Regions from separate parts of the Homo sapiens genome. Here all the other regions are linked to region 3. Evidence: chromatin contacts called from ENCODE Hi-C or POLR2A ChIA-PET data. All regions are on one chromosome and are shown on one strand. Each heading gives the region's core, a stretch centred on a gene start or an enhancer-like site at or near the end of the contact. The rest is flanking DNA. Distances are from core to core; before and after follow the strand shown.

Region 1 (2,700 bases), core at 85-2,584, 180 kb after region 3:
ATTGAGTGTCACCATCTGCCATTCATTTTTAACTTCTGCCATCTGGGAGGGTATGTTACAGGGTTGTGGGAGGCAGGAATGGATAAGCTGTGCATTTGATTGGTATAGAGAAAGTTATGAGTATACAGGGAGGTAAAACCTGCATTCTACTCTTCTGGAGTCTTCTATTCCCTTTTGCTTTTTCTTCTCCCCAACCCGAGGGCGATGCCTGGACACCCTACCTAGACCTTTACTATCCACTATGGTAGCCATTAGCCATATGTGACTATTTAAATCGAAATATAAGTTAGTTAAAATTAAACATAATAAAATACTCCTCCCACCCAGTCCCTCAGTTGCCATAGTCATATTTCAAATGCTCAGTAGACACATGTAGCAATCATATAGGGCAAAGCAGATCTAAAATACATCCATCATCAAGAAAATTCTGCTGGTCAGTGCTGGACACAGTAAGCTCTGGAAGAGTCCTGTGTTGGTCTAACACCATGTCCTCAGGCCAGAGCCAGGGGTGCCTGGCATGCGAGAAGCTTCCAGTGACTAGCTGTTGCGTAAGTGAGGGAAAGAATGAGTGAGTGGATACACATGAATGAAGGGCTTCATTTCACATTTGCTTGAATTGGCATGGTGCTTTTCCCCACCAGAGCCAATGTATCTATGGGGGTTAATGGGCTATCCGGTGTTGGTTCTTACAAATCTACATGTGCTATCTCCTACTTTCTGATTTTATTTAATTATGTTTTCTTTTCTTTTCCTTTCTTTTCTCTTTTTTTCCTTTCTCTCTCTCTGTTTCTCCCTTCCCCTCCCCTCTCTCCTCCCCATCTCCCGTCTCCTCCAAGGTCTTACTCTGTTGCCCAGGCAGGGATGCAGTGGTCTCATCATTGCTCACTGCAGCCTATAACTCTGGGGCTTAAGTGATCCCCCCTGCCTCAGTCTCTGAGTAGTTAGGATTACTGGTGCAAGCCACTATGCTGGGCCATTTTATTTTATTTTATTTTTAAAGTTACTTTATTTTATTTGTAGAGATGGGGGTCTTAGCTTGCCCAGGCTGGTCTCAGACTCCTGGCCTCAATCAATTCTCCTGCCTTGTCTCCCAAAGTGTTGGGATTACAGGTGTGAGCCATCGCACCAAGCCCTTTCCTCCCATTTCTTTGGTACTGTTTATCTCTTTCTGCGGATCTCAAAGCAAACATTTCACAGGCCTTTTTTTCTCTTGTGGACTCACAAGGCTTCCTGCTTATAATGGCATCTTTTAATGAGCACATCCTGTCTGCTGGTTAGGGTGCTAAGTGCTTCAGGCTGTAAACTCACCCCCGCCCCCCACGGATTTGGGCAGGTTTTTATCAGCCCAGAGTTTAAATAATAATTTTTATGCTTCAGGTGTGGCACACCCTCTGCAGCTGCAGCCAGCACCATCCATCCCCTCTTGCATAATACCCAGCAGATGTTGTACGTAGTTATTTATATTACCTTCCTTGTCCCTGTAGACGTTTGACTTTGCAGCCCTTGATTAGGGGATGCTGTTTACGTTTCCAAGGTGTCATACTTCTCCCTTTGGTTGTGGACTTCTGTGGACTTCTCCCTTTGGTTGTGGTTGTAGGTATTCCCCTTTCAGTAGTGTGACCATCTGTCATGGCTTTGCACCCTGGGAGGTTTGCAGGAACTGCGAGTCATGGTGCTACCAGATGAGCCAGGCCACAGCAGCTCATTTAGGTGACAGAGACTAGCTGTGTTTTTAGGTTTGTGCCTCATTTGCAGAACCCTCTCGTGGGACATTTTATTCAAATTCTTCCAAACAAAACTTCCTTGAGTAGTATTTGTAAGAACAGCATTGAGCTTTTCCATGAACATATTGCAAAGTTATCCATTTTTCAGAAAAGGTGGCTGTTTATTTTAATCACATGGAAATGGTGGTTGTGAAGACGCTGGCATGGGAATTTCTGAGCTTTTGAGGAGAACTCAGGATTTTCATGGAGAGATGGAGGCACATTATTGCCTCATGCACCTATTCTTTCAAAGTTGTATGTACAAAGCACTGTCACATTTACTGGGACAGCAAAATCCTTGAGTGAAAAGGAGAAAGTGTATTGCATGTACTCATGTCTCCTTGTTTCTTTCTGCTACTTCTTTGTTGTGTTTTGTCTTAAATTTGAAACAGGGTCTCACTTTGTTGCCCAGACTCTTCTGAAACGCCTGGCCTCAAGGGATCCTCCCATCTCAGCCTCCTGAGTAGCCGATGCTTTTTTTTTTTTTTTTAAACCTTTAAATAAAAGATTAGAATTTTTACACAGCTAACCTGTTTTTGTCAGGGCAACTTTTTTTTTTGAGACAGAGTCTCGCTCTGTTGCCCAGGCTGGAGTGCAATGGCATGATCTTGGCTCACTGCAACCTCCACCTCCCTGGTTCAAGTGATTCTCCTGCTTCAGCCTGCTGAGTAGCTGGGGCTACAGGTGTGCACCACAACACCCGGCTAATTTTTTTTGTATTTTTAGTGGGGATGAAGTTTCACCATGTTGGCCAGGCTAGTCTCCAACTCCCAACCTCAGGTGATCCACCAGCCTTGGCCTCCCAAAGTGCTGGGATTATAGATGTGAGCCACCACACCTGGCCTGTCGGGGCACTTCTTGATTGAGATAACCACTTTCTCCCTGGAAGGCTTCCATATTGAGTATCAGCAGCAAAATGCATCAAACAGAGAGAAGC
Region 2 (2,700 bases), core at 175-2,674, 140 kb before region 3:
TAGACAAGTTCATTGTGAGGGTGAGAATCTGAGTCCATGTCAGGGTCAGAGTCTGGGTGAGCATAGCTGAGAGTCATGGTAGTGTGAGAAACAGGATGAAGGACAAGGTCATGTCCTGTGTCAGAGTGAATGGCAGGCCAGGCTGAGGCTATGGTTCAACAGGAGGCTCAAAATCAGGGTCAGGGTCAGCGAAAGGATTAGGTTCAGGGTCAGCTTCAGGCTGAGGGTCAGGTCAAGGTCAGGGTGTGGGTCAGAGTCTGGGGAAATGCAAGGCCAAGGGTCACCAACACTTTTTGGGTATTTGTTGTATAGAATAACCAAAACACACCCTAGGCCTTAGAGGTGCATTATTTATATGCACCGAAAGCCAACAGCTGCTTCATTGATCCTCCGCATCCCCTGCTGTCCAACCTACTACTTTAGGTCCTTGGAAAGACCGACCTGAAGAACCCTGGCTCTTAGGAAGCCATCTAGAACAGCAGGAGTATCTGCTTTTGTGTTCCAAATGCCTCCCCAGTTGCATCCTTCAGGCTCATTGAGCTAGTGACCTGGGGTTGGTCCCAGCCTCCTAAAGGCACATTTTAATTCTCTTTATTAGGAGCAGAGGACGACTTGTCAGAGATTCCCTGGTCTTTTCTACTGATACCCCACCCCCCCCCCCCGCCGCCCACTGCAGGTTGAGGCCGATGCTGGGCTCAGCCAATCCTGTTATAAGCATTAGATCTTGTGCCAGCGACTTCTCTTGTTGCCTCATCTGTAAAATAGGGGAGTTAGGTTTTATGGCCTTTTCAAACTCTATGGGAACCTTTCAAGCATTGACTCCTTGCAACTTTTAGGCCTTGCTTCTTTTCTGAAGACTCTATGAAACAGTGTTTTCCAGCTTTTTAGATTCAAATCCCTAATGGCTAAAAATACACGGTGATGATCTCAGCTCTCACAATTCAGAGGCCGCCTCCCGTTTCATTGGGAATTGCCATAACTCTTACATAATCCCAAAGGTCAAAAAGGTTCTGGACAGCTTTAATTTCTATAGTTTGTACTATGAGAATAACAGCTTTTGGGGGACATTTTTCTAAATAACAAATTGCAATATGAAATCTGCTTTTTCAAACACCGCGCCCTACCACTCACTCCCTAGGAGAGCCCAACAAACTTCCTCAGGCTGTCATTTTCAGGTCTCTTCTCACCTCCCATTTGGGAATTTCTGCTCTCGAATCATTTAAAGATATTGATTATCTGCTCCACCACGGACCCTGTTCTCTTTCTTTTTGTCCTAGTTGCCTGTGCTTCGTGTCAGTTTTCAGATAAGAAAAGAGAGTGCTGTCAAGGCTCTATTTATAATATATCCTTGAAAGCCAAGTGCTGTCTTTGAGCTAAAACAAGGCAAGGCCACCCTTAGGGAGAATGAGAGCCCTCAATGCCCAAATGTGGGCACACGGGCACGCTCCCAGGCAGGCTTGCTCATGCACACACACACAACATCCAGGTCCAAACGAACAAGAGAAAAGACACGCAGGTCCAGGGAAAGAAGAGGAAATGCCTGGAATGTGATAGAAACTCAATACATGTTTGGTGAAAAAAAAAAAAAAAAAAAAAAAGACAAGGGGAGGGGATCAGGGAAGGAGGAATTCAGAGGGACTGCAAATTTAGTGAGGAAAGCACTGAAGTTGGAGTCAGGGGATCTGGATTTGAAGCCTGGCTCTACTTTTCTTAGAAATTTGAGCTTGGACAAGTTCCTTTCCTCTCTGAATTTTGGTTTCTTCCTCCCTTGAGTGGGTGTAAGATTTCCTTCCCAACTAATCTCATAAGATTGCTGTAAAAATCAAATGAAATAATAGCTATGGAAGTACTTTGTAAACTGAAACTACTATAAACAAATGAGGTGCTCAGTGTCGTAGCTAGCATTTTTTAGGGTGCCGTTTGCCAGTAACTACGACATGCTCTGTATACATTAAAGTATTTAACCTCACAACAATCTTGCAGATATAAGCTGTTATTGTTACTCTCCTACAGATGAGGAAACATAAAGACACAAAGTAATTTGCTGGAGGTCACACTACTAGTAAGTGATCAACTGGGATTTGAACCAGGCCTACCTTAGTCCAGCAGCCAATTCTTTTAACCACTCCACTACCTGCTAGGCCTTAATATGTATCCAATGCCTTGTCACATACACAAGTGAACTTCAATCTGCCTTTCAGTGTTAAAAGACATTGTATTAGTTGCCTAGAACTGCCAAACAGAATACCACAGACCAAGCAGCTTAAAGAACAGAAATTTATTTTTTCACAGTACTGAAGGCTGCAAGTCCAAGATCAAGGTACCAGCAGGGTTGGTTTCTGGTGAAGGCTCTCTTCCTGGCTTGCAGACAGCTGCCCTCTCCTTGTGTCCTCCCATGGCCTTTTTCCTGTGTATGTACACTCCTGGTGTCTCTTTCTCTTCTTATAAGGACACCAGTCCTATTGGATTAGGTCCCCACTCTTGCAAGCTCATTAAACCTTAATTACATCCTTATGGCCCTGTCTCCAAATACAGTCACACTGGGGGTTAGGGCTTCAACACATGAATCTGAGGGGGACACGTTTCATTCCATAACAGACAAGCAATAGATAAATACTCCAAAAAATAAAAAGTTTGTCTACTTCCCCTCTCTGTCCCCCACCCCGCCCCCAGTGAAGGATTTTTTAAAAAAATCTCATC
Region 3 (2,700 bases), core at 87-2,586:
TGTTTTCCCACGTAATACTTCCAAGAACCCTGTGAGGTCTTGTTCTACTTATTTGATCAGCGAGAAACGGAGGCGCGGAGGTCACCAAGCTTGCTCAAGGTCACACAAGGGTGGACCCCTGAGCCTACCTCTCAACCTCGACTGCTGTGTCCATCCTTTCTTCATCGTTTCAACGTACCCCCCTCATTTCTTGGAATCTCTCCTGTGACCAAAGATGAACAAAATTATACATCACTAAAGAGGAAAACAAACTGCTGGGGAGACTACTCAGCAGCCTGATTTGAGGAGTATTTGGGAAGGGCAGCCTTCCTGTGGTATGGGAGTCTTTCTGTCCGCCACCTCGCCGGGACAGAAGTCACTCCATCCGCACCCCCGGGCGACCTCCGGAGGCCGCAGCTACCCCCGGGCTGCGAATTCCGAGTTCTCTCACGCCCCCGCGGGCGCCAGGACGCAGGGCATGTCCGCGCCCGGCGGGGATCCTTATCTCCTGGCCCCGGAGTAGGTCCGCAGGCTTCTCGGCCCTGCCAGGAACTTGAGGCCGGGGCAGATGATTGACTGGGTCCAGCAGTCTCTGCTGGCAGGGCAGTTGAAAAGCTAGAGGGATCTCTTTTTTGGTTGAATACCTGAACCCACACTAGCACCATGGCTTCTCTCTCTTGCCTGTAGTTTCCCGTGTCCTAAAAAGTTGGTCCCAAAGTTTAAGGATGCGGGTGTGTGTAAGAGCGCGTGTGACCCGCACAGGGATCCCAGTTGGGGAACCGGAGGATCCCACCGTCCCCCTCCCCCGGGTCGCAGAGACCCTGGCAGACCCCGCGCCAGGACCCGAACCCGCAAGCGCAGGGCAGGCAGGGAGGCGGCGAGCGCCCCGGGGCGGGTCTCGGGGGTTTCAGTGGGACCTGCGGCAAGGGGGGCGGCGAACCAGCCGGGCTGGGTGACCGACAGCCTGGCCAGCCACTGGCCGAGGGCGGTTAGGAGGCTTAGGGCCGGCGCGAGTGCGTGCGCGTGTGCGTGAGTGTGAGCGCCAGGGTGAGTGTGGCAGCCTCCCCAACCCCCACCTGTTTGAAATGGTTTTCAAATGCCAAAGCCAGATTGCCCGGGTTTCAAAAGTTGCAAACAGTTGGAGTAAAACACGTGTGCGGCCCTCCAGCCCCAAAGGAATCCGCGGAGTCCAGGGCACTGAAAGAAAAGGAGAGAGGATAGGGGTTCAGGAAGGGTTGGGGGGGAGTTGCCTTCTCCCGGCAGGTCGGTTTTAGGACCCATCGGGAAGCACGTTGGAATCTCTCCCTTCGGGGAGGAGGGGAGGGGTGGGCCGGCCGGCTGGCGGCCGCGGGGCGCATGCGCGCGCGTCTCCTGTCGCCGGCCGCTGCGCTCCGCGGCGCGGAATAGAATGAACTGTAACAAAACAAGCCGAGCCTTTGTATCTGCTTAAAGGGGCCGCGAGCACTTACCTCCCGCCCTGCTCCCCGCCGCCCCGCCACCGCGTCTTCAGGGCTCCCGGCAACTGGCTGGAAGGGCTTCCCTCACCCTCAGTAACAGCCTGCCAGCGAGGAGAGGCGAGCCGGGCGGGAGGCAAAGAGGAGGCACCGCATTTGTAAAAGGCAAGAGAGAAAGGAAGGAAGGAAAAAAAAATAACCCGAGCGGCGCAGAGTGGACTCTGGTCCGGGAGAGCACGGGCGGGCGCCGGAACGTGGACCCAGAGGCACCGGAATGCAAACAAAGCTCGCGGGCGCCTGTGCGGGGCTCGCGGGGAAGCCCAGAAAGTTTGTTTTATGATGGCTTGAGTGCGCGAGCGTGTGCAGGGGAGCGAGGCTGCCAAGTTTCTCTCTCCTGTTTTGTGATTTGGGGAGAGATGTTTCTCCCATGAACAAGCGGAGGCTTGGGGGCTCGTGCTGTGGGGGGCACCTGTCTCTCGTTTTATTTTTTTGGAGGAGGGGTGTAACTCATCATGTCCAAAGTGATCCAGAAGAAGAACCACTGGACTAGCAGGGTTCACGAATGCACCGTGAAGCGGGGACCCCAGGGCGAGCTGGGGGTGACGGTGCTGGGAGGCGCGGAGCACGGGGAGTTTCCGTACGTCGGAGCGGTGGCGGCGGTCGAGGCAGCGGGGCTTCCCGGCGGCGGCGAGGGCCCGAGGCTGGGCGAAGGGGAGCTGCTTCTGGAGGTGCAGGGGGTCCGGGTGTCCGGCTTGCCCCGCTATGACGTGCTGGGGGTCATCGACAGCTGCAAGGAGGCCGTCACCTTCAAGGCCGTCAGACAAGGTAAGGCAGGGCGCGCCTTTGGGGGGCGCCCCGAGAAAAGGAGGGTGGTCTGTGGGCTGCCCCTTATTCTCGATTTCCTGCTTCCCTCCTCGGAGCGCAGTGAAGAGAAGTTGAGGCCGTGCGCCCTGTGGTGGCGGTGAAATACACAAAGTTGTTGCGAGGTTGAGGGTTGTTTGCCCACCTGCGTTTCGAAGAGGGGGCTGGGTTTGCGCAAGGTAGCGGGGGGACGTTTCTCAGGCCTGGCTGGCCAACCTGTTATCTCCGCCACTAAGTGCAGCGCAGTCTCGCCTGCACCCGAGAGAGAGTTGGGGAACTGAGTCAGGGGCATGGTGGACGCTGTCCTGGCTCCTTGGGGGAGGGATGCAGCTGGCGTTCTTTGGCCACGAGTCAGTTTCCATACCTGCTGAGTGGGTATACAGAAAGAGAGGGTCTGTAGTTTATT
Region 4 (2,700 bases), core at 183-2,682, 180 kb before region 3:
GAGGCGGGCGGGATCACGAGGTCAGGAGATCGAGACCATCCTGGCTAACACGGTGAAACCCCGTCTCCACTAAAAACCCAAAAAATTAGCTGGGCGTAGTGGCGGGCACCTGCAGTCCCAGCTACTCGGGAGGCTGAGGCAGGAGAATGGCGTGAACCCGAGAGGTGGAGCCTGCAGTGAGCCGAGATGGCGCCACCACACTCCAGCCTGGGCGAAGAGTGAGACTCCTTCTCAAAAAAAAAAAAAAAAATCAGTAACATTATTTCTTTATATTTCTAAGACCTACCTTATACAAGTTTCAACAAATCTAGATTTAAAGCTATCATCCTACAAGTCTGGCTAAGACATCCCTACTTCCATATATTCCCCTAACACCCTGAACCTAGCCCACCTGTTATTTATCCCAACAGTCATTTTACTATTTTGTCTCTAACACCTGACCCTTAGGAGCAGGTCTATCTTGTTCACCATGTTATCCTCAACACCTGCAACACCAAAATTCGATAATTAAGTGACTAAATCACTGTGGGCCTCCATTTTCCCTATGAAAATCATTTTAAAAATTATTTGTCTGTCTCTGCCCATTCCACACAATGAAAACGTAGGCAGCCAAACTCTGTTTTGTTAACTGCTGTATCTAGTATCCTCTACCAGACGCTCCAAAATATTTGGTAAAGGACTTTTTTTTCTGTTAATTCATGTTGATTCTCGTAGTTTTCTGCTACGGAATTAAATACTAAGCCTGTTTATTGACTCCGCAGCGTTCCCGATGAGCTATGTGTGCTCACCAATATTTCTCCAAAGCCTAGGCTTGGAGCAGAAATAGCAGATTATGTATTGAATGAACAGAAGGACATGTCATTTTCTAAGACTGAAAAGAGATGCAGCAAAATGAGAAACGTAGTATTGAATAGAAGGGCTGGGAGCGATGTGAGTAAGGTTTTTGTTGTTGTGTTACATACATTTCTTTAATTCCCAAGATCTCTAGAGTAGTTACACTATTTAATGAAAGAGTAGTTAACAGTGTATAATAGAAGCTCTTTTTTAAGTAAATGAGGGTGCAAAAGACAATGACTCACCTTCCTTCCCCCACCTGGCTCTTATGACCTGGCAGTACAGACATAGCCTTAACACCTGGCCCGCCGGTGGCCTGGGAGCCTCGTGCTCCCTCTCAGACCTGGCTGCCAGTAACCCGAGGACAGTCCAGCCCGCAAAACCGGAAGAAAACCAGTGCAGAGAACGCCCGCGGGCTCCAATGCCGGACGCCGGCACTCTGAGCAACCCACCCCACCGCCCCGCACTCACCACCAGCGCTGCCACGAACCCCGGCCGGTCCATGGTCGCTCAGACCTCGTCAAGGCTACAATCCAAGCCGGAGCAGAAGCGGATCACGTCCTCGCGCGCTGGGCGCCGCCATGTTTGAGGCGGGTCTGTCTTGAACTTCCGGGACCACGTGACGTAGAACCACAACAACTGCACGTGCAACGCGAGACACCTGGGCCTAGGGGAGGGCCAGAGAGGAGGGGCGGGGCCTCGGGGAGTGTGGTGGAGCTAAGTCTCGGCAAATCCCTTACCTCGGTTTCCTGCAGCAGCGTTGTGTGCAGCTAGACGGAGGAACTTTCGCGAGCAAAAGATCCGTGGCCGAGATCCAGGAGAGAGCAGCGGTAGAATGAGGCCGGCGTGATTCTGAACTGTAAACCCAGAAGAGGCGTGGCTGTGGCGGAGGGAGGAGTCGTGAGGGGTAGTACTAACCTCGGGAGGCGCGATTCGGGATCCTAATCGGATATTTCATTTTGGTTTATCTCTTAGTTTTGTCAAAAAATTTTATCTGAGTTTATATTAAATTAACTCATTATCAGAAGATTATTAAATAAAGATATAGAAAAATACATCAGAAGTTTCCTGACCGGAGTTAAAAATTAGCATCCTCCATTTCTCTTTACAGAGTTACTGCATTTAAAATTATTTGTTTGTTCAGTTATTTACCTGCTCATGTTGTTCGCTGTTGTACTCATGTGTACACCTCAAAGCACACGTTATTAAGTACTTAATAACATTTCTTGGAGTGGACCTGTCTTTATTAAACAAACAAATACCTTGTAAACTTCTGTATATATTAAGGGCCAACTACATCTCAGACGTGGTGCTAAGTGATTGACAGACATTTTTTCATTTAATCCTTTCACCAACCCTATGATGTCAGCAACACTAGTGTCCTCATTTTACAGAGGCTCCTGATGCTCCAACAAGTAACCGACTCAATGTGGCTACAGAGAACACAGCAGAGCAAGCACTGAAAATATACTTAATGCCCTCATCATCTTTCCTCAAAACCGTTATAATAACCTGAGCAGGCTCCTTGCCTGGCCTTTCTTCAATCCCTATTCTATAACACTGCTAGAATTATTCTTATAATTATTCTTATTCTCTTCTAGGTAAAATGATCTAGAAATGATACGCAGAATAGCTTTAGGTGTTAGATGGAATTCAAATTCTATCACCTGCTGGGTTTGGGGATAAGTTTTCCAAGATTAAGTTTTCTCCCCTGTAAAGTGGCGATAATGATAGTCACTTTGTCATGCGGTACTATTATATTAATAGATTAAATGAGATAATGCACTCAAGTTCTTAGCCTAGTTCCTGGCTCATAGAAAGTACTCTCTAAAGGTGATGGTAATGTTATTTCCCTGCTTACAACTC

Evidence for each region. Hi-C counts contacts between places; a loop is a spot of excess contacts on that map. ChIA-PET counts read pairs that join two places held with the same protein, here RNA polymerase II (POLR2A). Pooled maps may share reads with other maps.
Region 1: a map of PC-9 shows a loop between it and region 3 (3-fold over the local background). The contact joins the enhancer-like site here to the promoter of MAGI1 in region 3. A Hi-C loop is called at or near these places in 1 of 168 maps with a recorded cell type or tissue (PC-9). POLR2A ChIA-PET finds 5 or more read pairs at or near these places in 1 of 52 experiments (endothelial cell of umbilical vein).
Region 2: a map of heart left ventricle shows a loop between it and region 3 (4-fold over the local background). The contact joins the enhancer-like site here to the promoter of MAGI1 in region 3. A Hi-C loop is called at or near these places in 24 of 168 maps with a recorded cell type or tissue (A673, Caco-2, Calu3 and 14 more) and 17 of 50 pooled maps. POLR2A ChIA-PET finds 5 or more read pairs at or near these places in 3 of 52 experiments (BJ, OCI-LY7 and WTC11).
Region 4: a loop to region 3 is called in a map of ascending aorta, with 7 times the contacts of the local background. The contact joins the promoter of SLC25A26 here to the promoter of MAGI1 in region 3. A Hi-C loop is called at or near these places in 6 of 168 maps with a recorded cell type or tissue (Caco-2, ascending aorta, chondrocyte and 3 more), 3 of 37 single-sample maps with no recorded cell type and 25 of 50 pooled maps. POLR2A ChIA-PET finds 5 or more read pairs at or near these places in 4 of 52 experiments (Caco-2, MCF 10A, PC-9 and 1 more).

The regions. Positions count from the first base shown.
Region 1 is chr3:65,853,730-65,856,429 of GRCh38, reverse strand. All of the region lies in intron 1 of MAGI1 (membrane associated guanylate kinase, WW and PDZ domain containing 1), which reads left to right. Among named protein-coding and RNA genes, the nearest start is that of MAGI1-AS1, 39 kb to the left of the region's middle. Within about 2 kb of position 1,334, at least 5 of the 41 ENCODE cell types and tissues checked have a DNase peak (open chromatin) inside an H3K27ac peak, as active enhancers do; they include PC-9, where a contact is called at or near this core.
Region 2 is chr3:66,180,679-66,183,378 of GRCh38, reverse strand. The region is part of intron 1 of LOC107986095 (a long non-coding RNA gene); the gene reads left to right. It also overlaps a transcript of SLC25A26 not described here. Among named protein-coding and RNA genes, the nearest start is that of SLC25A26, 39 kb to the left of the region's middle. Within about 2 kb of position 1,424, at least 3 of the 41 ENCODE cell types and tissues checked have a DNase peak (open chromatin) inside an H3K27ac peak, as active enhancers do; they include heart left ventricle and heart right ventricle, where a contact is called at or near this core.
Region 3 is chr3:66,037,554-66,040,253 of GRCh38, reverse strand. MAGI1 (membrane associated guanylate kinase, WW and PDZ domain containing 1) reads left to right here and starts at 1,336. Exons shown (of 23, transcript NM_001033057.2): 1 at 1,336-2,258. The coding sequence starts at 1,946. It overlaps LOC105377128 (a long non-coding RNA gene), which reads right to left and starts at 1,301. Exons shown (of 2, transcript XR_001740440.2): 1 at 1,056-1,301; 2 at 1-202. RefSeq lists a silencer at 1,249-1,368 and an enhancer at 2,321-2,700.
Region 4 is chr3:66,219,733-66,222,432 of GRCh38, reverse strand. SLC25A26 (solute carrier family 25 member 26) reads right to left here and starts at 1,432. Exons shown (of 10, transcript NM_001379210.1): 1 at 1,306-1,432. The coding sequence starts at 1,338. RefSeq lists enhancers at 809-1,308, 1,430-1,489, 1,660-1,819.